3 separate regions of the Mus musculus genome follow, and regions 1 and 3 are each linked to region 2. Evidence: chromatin loops called from intact Hi-C (ENCODE). Cell type or tissue: heart. All regions are shown on one strand. Links, peaks and the distances in the headings refer to the core of each region. The heading gives the core; the rest is flanking DNA.

Region 1 (2,500 bases), core at 1-2,500, 99 kb after region 2:
CAACCTCTGTAGGGAGAATGAAGATGACACCGATTCCTTCTGTAATCAAAAAGAACATTCCAACCTCGGCAGCTGCAGGAAAAAGTTTTTGAAGGGAAGTGTTCTAGAGAGTGGCTCCAATACTCCACGACTAAAAACTGCCCTCCTCCCCACCCAAGGAGCGCCACTAACAAAGACTTCCGAGGGCGACTCCAGCTTCTGAGGGTTTGGCCTCCAAACAGGCCTTTCGCACATGGGGGAGGGGGCAACACGTGTGTGTTTCTGTAGTAGGCTGTTACACATCTACGGTGGGGTCTGGTTTAGATACTTCAACTTTAGGATTCGTGAAAACATTACTTTCAGTTTTCATGGCAGGGAGGAAAAAAAATGGTTCAAGCGTTCTAGCTAGCTCAAAGGAGAACGTCACTCACTCAGCCCATGGCACCTTCTGTCCCCCGTAGTCATTTAAAGAATGGGTAATTACGATCAGCGAGAAGCTTGTCACACAGAATTATCAGGCGCCAGACCTTGCTGTAAGGATTCGGGTCTCCTCCACTGTCGTTTTTATTAGAAATTAGTGGCTGGGATACCGGTGGAGGGGCAAGGGGACGGGGGGGGGGTGTGGGGGACAAACAAGCTGCCCTTTAGGGTTAAGGGAACAAAGGGAATCCGGGATCAACCGGAGCGAACCAGCCCCCAGCCGGTCACGCAGGCGGATGTGGGGGAGGGTCGCCCGCTCCCGCCTAACCCCTCACCCCCCGCCCGCCCCCGCCCAAGCCTGGCATGACGTGGGCGCCCCGGAACCCGACGGGCGCGACATTAGATCCCTCGGTCGCCTGGTTCCCGGGGGACCCTCCCCATCGAAAGCTCTAGAGCCGCCAGGCCCCCCGGGACCCCGCGTCTTCGCATCGTCTCCCGCCAGCCTCGCGCCCCGCCGCAGGCGCCCAAGCGGACTCACCCGGCAGGATCCGAGTCCTAGGCGCGGCACAGTGGCGGCGGTGAGTCCAGAGAGACGGGCAATGGAGACCCGCTGAAGGCCTGATGGACCGAGACGACAGCGACACGGCTCCTCCTGGCACCGGAAAAGGAAGCGGGGAGGCCGACCTGGCCGCCCGTTATTTCCGCCCGCCCCGCCCAGCTTGCACTGCGCCTCCAGCCGGCCGCCCACGAAACTGCAGGCAGGGCCGCGTGGCTCCGGGAGCCTGGGCTGTTTCCCTCTGGGTGGAGCGCGGGAAGGTTTCCCTGCTTCCTGAGTCCAAAAGACCCAAAGGAAACCCCCTGGCCGGTGATGCTCACCGCAACCCAGGGACTGAAAGCGGAGTTTGGATTCTCTGTGTTTAGAGGTTTTTGTAGACAGGCTCCAAGCTGGCTGTCAGTAGTCCTGTTAAAATCGAGGGTAAAGAGATGAGGGAAAAGGGAAGTCTTTCTAAAGGTCTTGCGAATGAAAACTTTTAAAAGCATATGTCTGCAGAGACTGAGTTGTATAAGTTGGAATTTCAGTACTGTGGAAAGATTGGAATGTTGCAGGTCCAGGGGCTAATTACCTTATCTTGGGCTAGTGCTAGCCCTCCAGAATAGCCACCTCTGTGTCAAAACTAATATCTTGTGGCAATAAGATTAAAAACCTTTTAGGTCTATTAACAGGCAACTAGCCTCTGCCAATCCAAAAGCTAAGAATGTCATCGGATAATGTCTTAGATGTATAGAAAAGCTTCCTCTATCTTGATGTACCCTCCAATGTATCCATCCACCAGTGTGTTTTAAACTTTGCCTTGATTTATAGCGTTCTCTGTTCTGTAAAACTAAAAACCTCGTGATACTGGTTCCATGTTGGGACATGGAATTTGAGGTAACCTAAATTTGTGTTTTGGTGCCATCATCATTCAAAAATGGGTCCAGAATAAGCTATCTCTGATTCCCTTTAAGTTTTAAATTAAGAATAGTGGCCTCAACCTGTGGTTTATGAACCCTTTGGGCGTCGACTCTTTCATAGGGGTCGAATATCAGATATTTACATTATTTATAACAGTAGCAAAAATACAGTTATGAAGTAGCCATGAACTAATTTTCTGGTTGGGGGTTACCACAACATGAGGAATGGTATTAAAGAGTCACAGTATTAGGAAGGTTGATAAGCCACTGCTGTAAGATGAGAGGTGTTGGGTTTTTGAGACTGGCCTCTGTTTCTGGGAGACTCAAAACTGACATACCAGAAAGCAAAATCTAAATCTACATACAGATTTTCAGCCGGTCGTGGTGGCGCACACCTTTAATCCCAGCACTTGAGAGGCAGAGGCAGACAGATTTCTGAGTTTGAGGCCAGCTTGGTCTACAAAGTGAGTTCCAGGACAGCCAGGGATACACAGAGAAACCCTGTCTCGAAAACAAACAAAACAAAAAAATTTTTTTCATTTTTTTTTTTCCTTCCCAGACTTCTGATGTATGTCAGGTCCCAAAGAAACCCTAGACAAGTAAGTGGCCTCCCCAGCACTTCTCACCCCACCCGCTACAGTAAACCTAT
Region 2 (7,779 bases), core at 3,207-5,706:
ACCACAGCCCTTATTTCTTTTCATTACAAAATTAAAGCTCTTAATGTTGTTCAACTTTGTAGTTTTAGTATCGTTCAAAATGCCAAGGGCTGTTTAACATATGCCCCCTAATATTTCTTTCTTTCTTTCTTTCTTTTTTTAAGATTTATTTATTTATTATATGTAAGTATACTGTAGCTGTCTTCAGACACTCCAGAAGAGGGCGCCAGATCTTGTTACAGATGGTTGTGAGCCACCATGTGGTTGCTGGGATTTGAACTCTGGACCTTTGGAAGAGCAGTCGGGTGCTCTTACCCACTGAGCCATCTCACCAGCCCCTTTGTTTTTTGTTTTTGTTTTTTTTTGAGACAGGATTTCTCTGTGTAGCCCTGAATGTCCTGGAACTCAACTCTGTAGACCAGGCTGGCCTCGAACAAAGAAATCTGCCTGCCTCTGCCTCCCAAGTGCTGGGATTAAAGGCATGTGCCACCACTGCCCGGCTCCCCTAATAGTTCTATGCTAGAGAAGTACACAACCTTTATATATTTTGTTTTCTTAATGTGACCTTACATATAGCAGTGTTATCTGGAATTCCTTTAATCTCAGTGTTCAGAAGGCAGAGGCAGGTGGATCATGAATTCAAGGCCAGCCTGCTCTACAGAGCAAGTTCCAGGACAGCTAGGGCTACACATAGGAACCCTTACTCAAAAATAGAAAAACAAAACAAGAAAAATATATATTTGTGTGTGTATGTATGTGTGTATGTGTATATGTGTGTGTGTGAGTGTGTATATTCTGAGTTATAATTATGTAAATCAGTATGAAAACAAATTTTGGCAAAGGTCCTTAGTCCCGTTTATTTGGAGAGGCTATTTATAAAAAGTTACCAGTACAAGGTCCTTGGATAACTTGACTGTGAGGTTGAAGTCTCATAAAGTACAAGGGGAGGGAATCATGCTCATTGTGGAGCCGTGGATGGCTGAGCACGGACACTGCTGACTGTTACTGCATCTTGAAGCAAGGTCCTCATGCTCAGTTGTTTGTTTTTTTTAAAAGCACAGCATTTATTTTATTTTTTTTAAGATTTATTTATTTGTTCTATGTATATAACTACGCTGTAGCTGTACTGATGGTTGTGAGCCTTCATGTGGTTGTTGGGAATTGAATTCAGGACCTCTGCTCGCTCCGGTCAATCCCGCTTGCTCTGGCCCAAAGATTTATTTATTATTATAAATAAGTACACTGTAGCTGTCTTCAGACACCCCAGAAGAGGGAGTCAGATCTCATTACAGATGGTTGTGAGTCACCATGTGGTTGCTGGGATTTGAACTCAGGACCTCCGGAAGAGCAGTCAGTGTTTTTACTTGCTGAGCCATCTTGTCACCCTCTTGTGCTCAGTATTTATGATTAAGTTTTTTTTGGGTAGTCATTTTTGTTTTGCTGTAAGAATTTGATTCTGCGAGCTCGAGGGTATTAGAGGTTAAGACTCAGTTGTCTGGCTTGCTATAAAGGCCCGTTTTCATTTCTTAACTTCTTTAGCTAAAGGTCTTATCCGTACAACGGTTGGTCAAACAAGACTCCTTATCAAGGAGAGATTCAGACAGTTTGAAGGACTGGTGGACAACTGCGAGTATAAACGGGGTGAAAAGGAGACGACCTGCACAGATCTGGATGGATTCTGGGATATGGTTAGTTTTCAGGTATGTGTCAGGTGTGCTGCCCACATCTGCTTCTGACATCGGTAAATGGGATGACAGTAGTTCAGCTACTTATGGTGTAAGGGGTGAGCTCTCAGGACACCCCATGTCAGCTTCACTGCCTTCTCCCCTATGCTGTCAGAGTCTGTGATAATGGTGTGTGTGAGGAGTGAGCCAGTGAAGTTAGGAATTCCTGTCCTATGCTGGGCATTGTAGTTAGAGATGACTGAAAGGCAGAGTCAAGCAGGGCGTGGTGGCACACATGGTGCCAAATCCCAGCTTGAGGCCAGCCTGGTCTACACTTGCAGACAGCCAGGGCCACACAGAGGAACATAGAATCTGACTCCGTCTTACAGCATCCATACTCAAGTGGGCCACGCAGTCACACACATATAACATATACACGTAAGATAAAATCAGTCTGGAAGGAAGGAAAACAGAGCAAGCAGTCAGTTGTGTGTGGCAGCATACACCTTTAGTCCCCTCACCCCGGGAAACTAAGTCTATAGAAGTTGCATTCAGAATTCAGAATTATTAACAATATTCAGGTGCTTTCTACTGTAGAGAAGGATATACATAGGTTACGTGCAAATGCCAGGGAATCTCATGCTCTCTGGTGTGTGTGTGAGTTGCTGAGGACCTGACTTGGGGCTTTCCCTGTGCCAGGCAGGCACTTGAACACACAATTTACAGTGACTTAAACAGCATCTGGGAGGTGGAGGCTGCAAGATTGGGAGTTCCAAGTATTTTCTTGGACAATATAGCAAGTTGTGGGTTTTCCTGGGTTCATGTGAGTCTCCTCTCTCTCTCCCTCTCCCTCTCCCTCCTCCAACTCCCGACACCACCACCACCACTCTACACATAAATCCCCATACACAGGCCTTTAAGTTTAATAACTAACCAGTTCTGGATCACCATTTTCTGTTTATTTGACATGGTCATTCATTTTAGAGTCCTAAAGTAGCAATTTTGACATAGCACTAATTGCACAAACTCGGGCTTTTATCACCAGGTCGATGATGTGAACCAGAAATTCAACAACCTGATCAAACTTGAGGCGTCAGGATGGAAAGACAGCAATAATCCAAGCAAAAAAGTCCTCCGGGTAGGTTTGTGCATCCCTAGCACAGATTCTGCTCTGGTTTGTTTCTAAGAATGTCGTTATTTACGTGGGTGGGTGCTTGTGCCGTGAGGGGCAGCAGGTGAGGGGCAGAGGGCAAGCTGGAGGCATTGGCTCTTCACTTCTGTTACAGAAACTCTGACGCTTCACAGACTGAATTCATATATTGCTTATTACATTCTGATTGCCGTGGGGGCAAGGGAGCAAGGATATACTCAACACAAAATGTAAGACGTGTCCTTCCAAAGAGAAGAAAGTCACAGATGAGTAGTAGACTTGGGGTACCTCGGTGACTTATGCTCCTAGACAGTGGGTGGATGTGCATGTGTTTGGTTTATTCTGAGAGTTGGACCCGTGTTGACATATGTTTGTGGCAGCCTTGTAATACCAGCTCTAGGGAGGCTGGGCAGGGTTCAAGACCAGCGTGGGCTACATAGCAAGTATCAGGACAGCAAGGACTATATAGCAAGACTCTGTTATACACAACCAGAACACACCTCCTATGTTTATGTATTTGCTTGTGATTGCAATAGCAGTAGATAATTTGTGTTTTGTTTATGCTAAACTCTAGATAGTCACATGTTAAGCTTTATAGCAGTCCAGTTGGTTGGGTGCTATAGTCACAGTTTATGATTGAAAATTCCAAAACTCCAAAGATGAAATCATTTGCCCAAGGCTTTCATTCCAGGGTTCCTCATTCCAGAGCCCATGCTCTTAGTGGGCAGATCATGCAAGCTTCTTGTGGGACAGACTGTGGAGTGAGAGACGTTATGTATTTCTTCACTGTGCTTATGAGGTTTTCTATTTTTCCTGTAAATCATGCTTTTTAATCTAATAAGAATCCACTTGGGTTCAAGAGCTGCTCTCTGTTGCACACACAGGGCGGCCTGCAGAGGCTGCGACTCCAGCTCACACAGGGCAGCCTGCAAAGGCTATGACTCCAGCTCTAGGGCCTTGATACTCTCTTCTGGACTCTGGGGACAGGACACCTGCACTCATGCACAGTCTCACACATAAACACCCATGTACACATAACTTAAAGAGCGTTCTGAAGTCCATCGTACACCTCAAATGGACGTTTATCAAACGGTCAGTCTCCTTCTGACACTTTATACTATGTTATGCAAACAAAGCTGCTCTGATTCTGTCTCAGTAAAATAAACTTTATTATTTCCTCTCAATGAGATCACAGTACAAAGATCTGAGAAGAATGGTCAGATCGTTGAACACACTTTACATCTTCTTTAATGGTAAAGGATGTTATTTATAAAAAATGGCTAGTATAATGATAATTGTTTTTTGGGATGGGTCTTACTAAATATCCCAGCCTGAATTCAAACATAGAATCTGTTGGGGTCCAGGAGTCACCCCATAAACCAGGCGAATATTGATCTCAGTTAAACAAGGATGGTTTATTGAACACATACCCTGAGACCGATCAACCAGGGCAACAGCTCAAAGCTGTGCACTGGACATTTCTCAGGGCCAGCTTATAGAGGCTGAAACCACAGTGAGTTCATGCGCAGGTGCTGAAGGGCTGCCCGGTGGTCAGCCCTGACTCAAGCCATTTTAAACATAACAGTTGATATTGATCTTTGATTTGATGGGTCCTTTGTGAAGCTTACAGCTGTGGGATCTAAGATTAGCAAGCCTTATAACATTCAGCACCATGACAGGTTCTGTGGGAAGCATGCCCCCCAGTCTGGGTCTGGTATTTTCTGTGTCAATGACTGGCAGGCAACAATATGAAATAGCTGGTGGGCATGGAACAAAATGGCTACAGCTATGCTGGGGGCGCAGGGACAGGCTTAGCAGAATCCTCCTGCCTCAGCTTCCAGGATGCTGGGATTACAGACTTGCTCCTGACATACTGTGGGTATTTCTTAATTGTGTGTTTAGCTCTCAAAGTAATTTATCAGTGTCTCTATCATATAAGAATTGTAATTCTGCCTGTGACCACCAGATGTCTCTCCTTCTACATTGTTTGGTTGTTTGGAGAGAACTTTATGAAACCTCATCCACCAGCCCCCATCCCCACCTCCTCCAACAAGGGCATACCTACTTCAGCAGGGCCACCTCTAATTCTGCCTTAACAGTTCTGACTGGGGACCAGCCATTCCCACGCATGAGCCTATGGGGGTCGTTTTCATCCACACCATCAGACGCCACAAGGTGGTGCTCAGTCGGTGGGATGATGTCCCCTTAATATCAGCTGGTCCTGAGCTGAAACAGGTGTGCATTCAAGCCATGGGGGACAACATAGTGAGACCCTGTCTCAGAATAAAAGTTAAAAGGGCTACGGACTTAACTTCAGTGGAAGAACGATTTCCTGGTATGCACAGGGAGGGCTCTGGGGTCAGTCCTCAGTACCACAGGAACAGGAGAAGGTGGTAATGAACATACCTTTAATTACTATTTCTCCTTGCAGAAAAAAATTGTGCCCGGTAGAACAAGCAAAGCAAAGCAGGATGACGACGGACGAGCGGCAGCTAGGAGTCGCCTTGCAGCCATAAAGAATGCAATGAAAGGCAGGCCACAGCAGGAAGTGCAGGCCCACGCAGCAGCTCCGGAGAACACAAAGGAAGTTGACAAAATAGTGTTTGATGCTGGGTTTTTCAGAATCGAGAGCCCAGTGAAGTCATTCTCAGGTTTGTAGCTTTGCTGAGACTGAAGAGCGGTGTTTGGGCCAACTGGGGGCTGGAGTGAATGGTGGAGAGTGACTTTCCCATGAAAGAGCCCACACGCTGATGGCTAGAAGTGGGTTCTGTGCTGGCAAGCCTGCGTGCACATCAAATATTGAGACGAGTGCGGGCTTGTGCCTGTTCTCCAAGTGATGCCATAGCTGTCTCTGCCATGCAGTGCCAGTCTGTCTGTGAGGTTCCGAGACAAGCTGGGCTAGGGGTACAATGCAGAGGAAGCAGACCTGAGCCATCACACTTCCCTCAGCCATGCCCTTCTGCACGGGGGTTGAGGGAGTCATCTGTGCTGCTGTGTTTGAGATCCTTGGGGGCAAACTCAGCTTGACATATGGTTAGCAAGCACTTGTCCCTCCAGACATAGCCTCCTTTTCTGAAATCCTCTCTTTTTAGACAAGGCTTGGCTAAGTTTCCCAGGCTGTCCTTGGACTCACACAGGCCTGTAGCTTGCTGTCTGAGCCTCTGGAGAGGATGTGGTGTCGGGCTTGTGCCACCAGCCCCCACTGCGCATCCCTGTATTCAACAGTCTCCTGTACGCTACCCACGTGAGGTCATTCTCTTACCTCCTGCTAGGACTGTGGTTCTGGCAGCAGCTGCTCAAGTGCCATGTTGGAGGAAGCCGAGTATCTCAGCAGTTTATCTGTAATGCTTTCTTGTTCCCCTGTTCCCATGACTAGCCTATGTTTCAGCGGTGTTTGGTAACCATCTACAGCAGGATACAGCTGATGTCTCAACTTACCAGGAAAGACTCTCTTTTGACTCGGGGTTTCTCTGTGTGGCCCTTGCTGGTCACTATATAGACCAGGCTGGCGTCAAACTCACAGAGATCTCTTACCTCTTCCTAAGTGCTGAGATAAAGGTGTGCGCCGCCACTCCTCTGAGTCAACGCTCTTGACCCAAGCACTTGTTGCCTGCGTTAGCTAGGGATAGCCCACTTGCTAATTTACATTATACCTTCTAAAACATTCTTCCTGTAGAGGTGCACCTCTTCGTCTTTCTTTCTAAGTTTTAGTTTGATTTTATGTACCTTTACCTACACTTTGTCCACACCACGTGTGTGCCTGATGCCTGTGGAAGTCAGAGGAGAATATCAGATCCCCGGGACCTGGAGTTAGAGCTGTCGTGAAATATCACTAGGTGCTGGGAACCAAACCTGGCTCCTCCGGGAGAACAGCCAGTGTCCTTAACAACTGAGCCTCTCGGCAGCCTTTTGCATCATAGGCATGGCATATGAAAGCTAAGCACGGGCTAACGTGACGATCCTCTTGTCCCACAAAGCCCCTGGTACTGGACAGTAACAGATGTTGACAAGAGCAGGCTCTGTGCCTCCTCTCTGAACAGAGACTGGCCGGAAAGACTTGCTATGGGGCTTGTTCTTCTTATTTCCAGTCCTGTCTTCTGAACGTCGTTCTCAAAGATTTGGAACACCTCTGTCTGCCAGCAAAGTTGTGCCTGAGGGCAGGGCTGCAGGGGACCTTCTGAGACAGAAGATGCCACTGAAGAAGCCGGACCCTCAGAGCAGCAAGAGCGAGCATGTTGATCGGACGTTTTCAGATGGTCTTGAAAGCAGGTATCTCTTTCATGTGTACTGTGAGTTTAGTGGTATTGACGTGAGCTATCGTTCCATATGGTTAAGCTGGTAAAGTATATATATCAGCCGTATGTTTCTAATTAAACTTCACATGTAACCCTGTAACATGTGGGCAAGGCTTCCTCTTTTCTAAGGAAACAGACTTCAGATTTCAGGTTGGAACCAACTCTAGTGTTGGTAATCATAGCCACTCAGGGGCTGAGGTGGAAGGATTATTTCGCCAGCAGTTTGGAGCCAGCTTTAGCAACACTGCCTGTCTTAAAGCACCAGGACTGAAGTTGGTAAGTGGTCCTGATGCAATTGGCAGAAGTGTACCGTGCAGTACAAGGGAGAGAAGCAGTGTGGTATCCTCTGGTGAGAGAAAGTGCCCAGTGTGTGCAGACAACCTAGACATCGCTTTAGGTCATTAGCTAGCCAACCCTTAGAGTAGCCCTGCCAGGGACGGGGAGAGAAACTTAAGTGGTATCTTAATGAAGTTTAGCTTGTAGTTGCTCAAACTGATCCATTCTCTACACAATTGCATCAGCATAACCTAAGCTGTCCTTCCGGTGGCTCATAGATAAGTGTGCAGCTCATCTGAGGGGGAAGAGGAACCTTAAACAAGTAGGAAATTGTAATCTGATGTCTGGAGAAGATGTTGGACTTGTTATTAACCTGAAGTTTGAAAAATGTTAGCCGGGCAATGGTGGCGCACGC
Region 3 (2,500 bases), core at 1-2,500, 120 kb after region 2:
CTGACTTGGTTGTTAGGGCAGAGAGAGCGGGCAGGTGTGCTGACATCATTCATAGTTCTAAAATCAAATGGTATCACAGGCACTGTCTAAAGTATTTACATCAATAACTCTTGTTCCCACTTGCAAGTTTCTGAATGGTGAGCTCTGAAAAGCATTACTCTGAAATCCCATTACAATATATTCAATATATAGATGAGTATCATCAGCTCAACTTGAACCTCACACTGTACCTACTCATTTTTATTGTCCAGGTACTGGGCAAAAGAATTATAAATTGGCCTGTCTAAAAACAATAATTTCAAAATAAAAGTAAGTTACTCAAAAGTCATTGTCTCAGGTGCCTTTATTCTTGTGGGAAATTAACAATAGGGTTTTGTTTTGTTTTTTAAAAAAGAATCTCAGATTCTACTTGAGCCAACTACTCTTCCTTTTTATTCATATACAAATCTGAGTGTCTTTTTGGAACCCAGGTTCTTAGAAATGCCTTACAAAATGCCACCATAGCAAGAATACCACGGTTTGAGTAATAACTAAGCTTGCAATTTTTTTAATAAGTTATCTAGATCTACCTCTGTAGAGTTTTCCGGTAATAAAAATAAGTCTGACTGAAACTGTACAGTGGGTACCACAAAAACGCCGTCAAAGCCCCAATTATCACCGAAAATCATAATTTTCAACAGACCAATTTATTAATATGGAGAACGTGAAGAAACAAGAAAAGCATAAACTTAACGGGCCAAGACCTGACTTAGTAGAGGATGTGTTATCGACTGCCACGATGAACAGAAACCTGTAACAATACAAATTAGACCTCTCCTTTTAGATCTAAAAGCAGTTTGGTAAACTTTGGTCGGAACTAAATAGAAAACCCAAGTTAACTCTCTTTAGCATTATTTAGCTAGAGTCGCAAGAAACAAGAATCAGTCCATCCTTTATTACCACAGAAATGACAAAGTTGAGGGCACGAAGGGCGTGAAGAATAAAGGCTTGCCAAGGTCTGTCCCTAACCCGGTCCCGAGGAGCTCGATCGGTTCAAGGAGGCGACTACGGTGGCTCGGGAGGAGATCCTGAAAGGGCAGGCGTCAAACCCCAGCCCTCGCCGCCACCCTTCCCCCTCTCACCTCTCCGAGCTCAGCTCAAGCGGAGCTGTCCGAGCGCCTGCCGCCATCACCACCGCCATCACCCGGCGCTCGCTCAAGCGCGGAAGAGAGGCCCGGCCACTCCCGCTCCTCGTGCGGCTCCCGCCAGGCGGAGGCCTGGCTGTCAGCCCCCGCCCCGGCTCCACGGTCAGCCCAGAGTCAGACTTGCCGCTGCCTCCGCCTGCTCTCCAGGGACCGCCGCCACTTCCGGGTTCGGCTCCCACCTTTTCTTTCAGAGCGGCCCCAGCCACCAGCTCTCGGCTTCGAGGCGGCGCGCTTCTGACGCCACCACCCGGCGACCTCGGGCCGGACCTGGGCTGGGCGGCGGCGGGCCGCGCATGCGCACAGGGCGAGCGCGCCAGAGCGCGGGAAGCGGCTCCGTGCTTCCATCAGAGCAGACGCTGGTGCACACCGCTTGCTCCTCGCCCCCGCTGCCCGTGCTTGCAGAGGGGAAAGCTTGTCATCTCCCGGGCGTGTGTGACATACCTTCCGCTGCATCGTGCTGTGGCTCCTCGGGTGAGGGAAACAGGACTGCACGGCGCGGAGAGGACGATCGCCCTACTGAAAAAAATACCAGTTCTTACAAAACGGCTCAGGTAGGGAAAGATGCCGGCCACACAGAAGCCCATGAGGTACGGACATACGGAAGGGCACACCGAAGTCTGCTTTGATGATTCTGGAAGGTAAGCGTCTTTGGAAACAAAGGACGGGTCCAGCGTGAATGTTAGCCGTCATTCTCGGTATGGACAGCCGGTCGAAGATGACCGATGCGGAGGGACAGAGGAAGGAATAAACAAGGAGCGCCTCTGCCCTGAGGCTTGTTTGCTTTGAACTGTCGTGGCACTTCTAGGACCTCACGAAAATTAAAATCCTTTACCCAGAGGAGTGCCTTCCCGCCACTCACGTCCTCATTCGGTGTCATGTTTATTTTATGAGACAGTTAAGCATCAGCAGTTGCTGTAAATTGCAATGACTGTCGTGCCCAGGAGATGGAATTTTGCAGCTTCCTCTTTCACAGTGTCCCCTGTGTACTAGAGGACATAATGTAAATGTCTAGTTTAGGGCTCAATACTGAGAAGTCGCTTCTTGTCAGCACCTTGTGCGGTCATGAGGCTCTACAATCACCACCATTTACTGGAAATAGAGGCTTCTCTAATTCTTTCTTTCTTTCTTTTTTTTTTTTTTGGTTTTTCGAGACAGAGTTTCTCTGTATAGCTCTGGCTGTCCTGGAACTCACTCTGTAGACCAGGCTGGCCTCGAACTCAGAAATTCGCCTGCCTCTGCCTCCCAAGTGCTGGGATTAAAGGCGTGCTCCAGGCCGGCTGAGGCTTCCCTAATAAAGGCTGAGGGTAGCATTTGAA

The links. Peaks named below come from ENCODE experiments on the same cell type or tissue, not always from the same donor. Only the 100,000 strongest peaks of a DNase experiment are listed, where the experiment ranks them.
Region 1: a loop joins it to region 2, with 4 times the contacts of the local background. A loop is called at or near these places in 2 of 42 quality-filtered maps.
Region 3: it touches region 2 in a loop (10-fold over the local background); 10 of 42 quality-filtered maps call a loop at or near these places.

Annotation. Positions count from the first base shown.
Region 1 is chr14:47,296,843-47,299,342 of GRCm38, reverse strand. It overlaps Gm35078, which reads right to left. Exons shown (of 2, transcript XM_006519856.4): 2 at 938-1,360. The coding sequence ends at 955. It overlaps Mapk1ip1l (mitogen-activated protein kinase 1 interacting protein 1-like), which reads right to left and starts at 1,069. Exons shown (of 4, transcript NM_178684.6): 1 at 938-1,069. In heart, for the core only: no CTCF peak of the experiment used is centred there; DNase peaks (open chromatin) are centred at 292 and 1,102; H3K4me3 peaks cover 1,714 bases; H3K27ac peaks cover 1,866 bases.
Region 2 is chr14:47,393,420-47,401,198 of GRCm38, reverse strand. It overlaps Dlgap5 (DLG associated protein 5), which reads left to right. Exons shown (of 19, transcript NM_144553.2): 12 at 1,519-1,679; 13 at 2,689-2,781; 14 at 5,225-5,444; 15 at 6,882-7,062. Among named protein-coding and RNA genes, the nearest start is that of Dlgap5, 21 kb to the left of the region's middle. In heart, for the core only: a CTCF peak has its summit at 4,747 (motif pointing right); a DNase peak (open chromatin) is centred at 4,888.
Region 3 is chr14:47,275,843-47,278,342 of GRCm38, reverse strand. It overlaps Wdhd1 (WD repeat and HMG-box DNA binding protein 1), which reads left to right and starts at 1,486. Exons shown (of 25, transcript NM_001360532.1): 1 at 1,486-1,822. The coding sequence starts at 1,746. Socs4 (suppressor of cytokine signaling 4) reads right to left here and starts at 1,423. Exons shown (of 2, transcript NM_080843.3): 1 at 1,122-1,423. In heart, for the core only: CTCF peaks have their summits at 1,207 and 1,407; a DNase peak (open chromatin) is centred at 1,402; H3K4me3 peaks cover 2,500 bases; H3K27ac peaks cover 2,073 bases.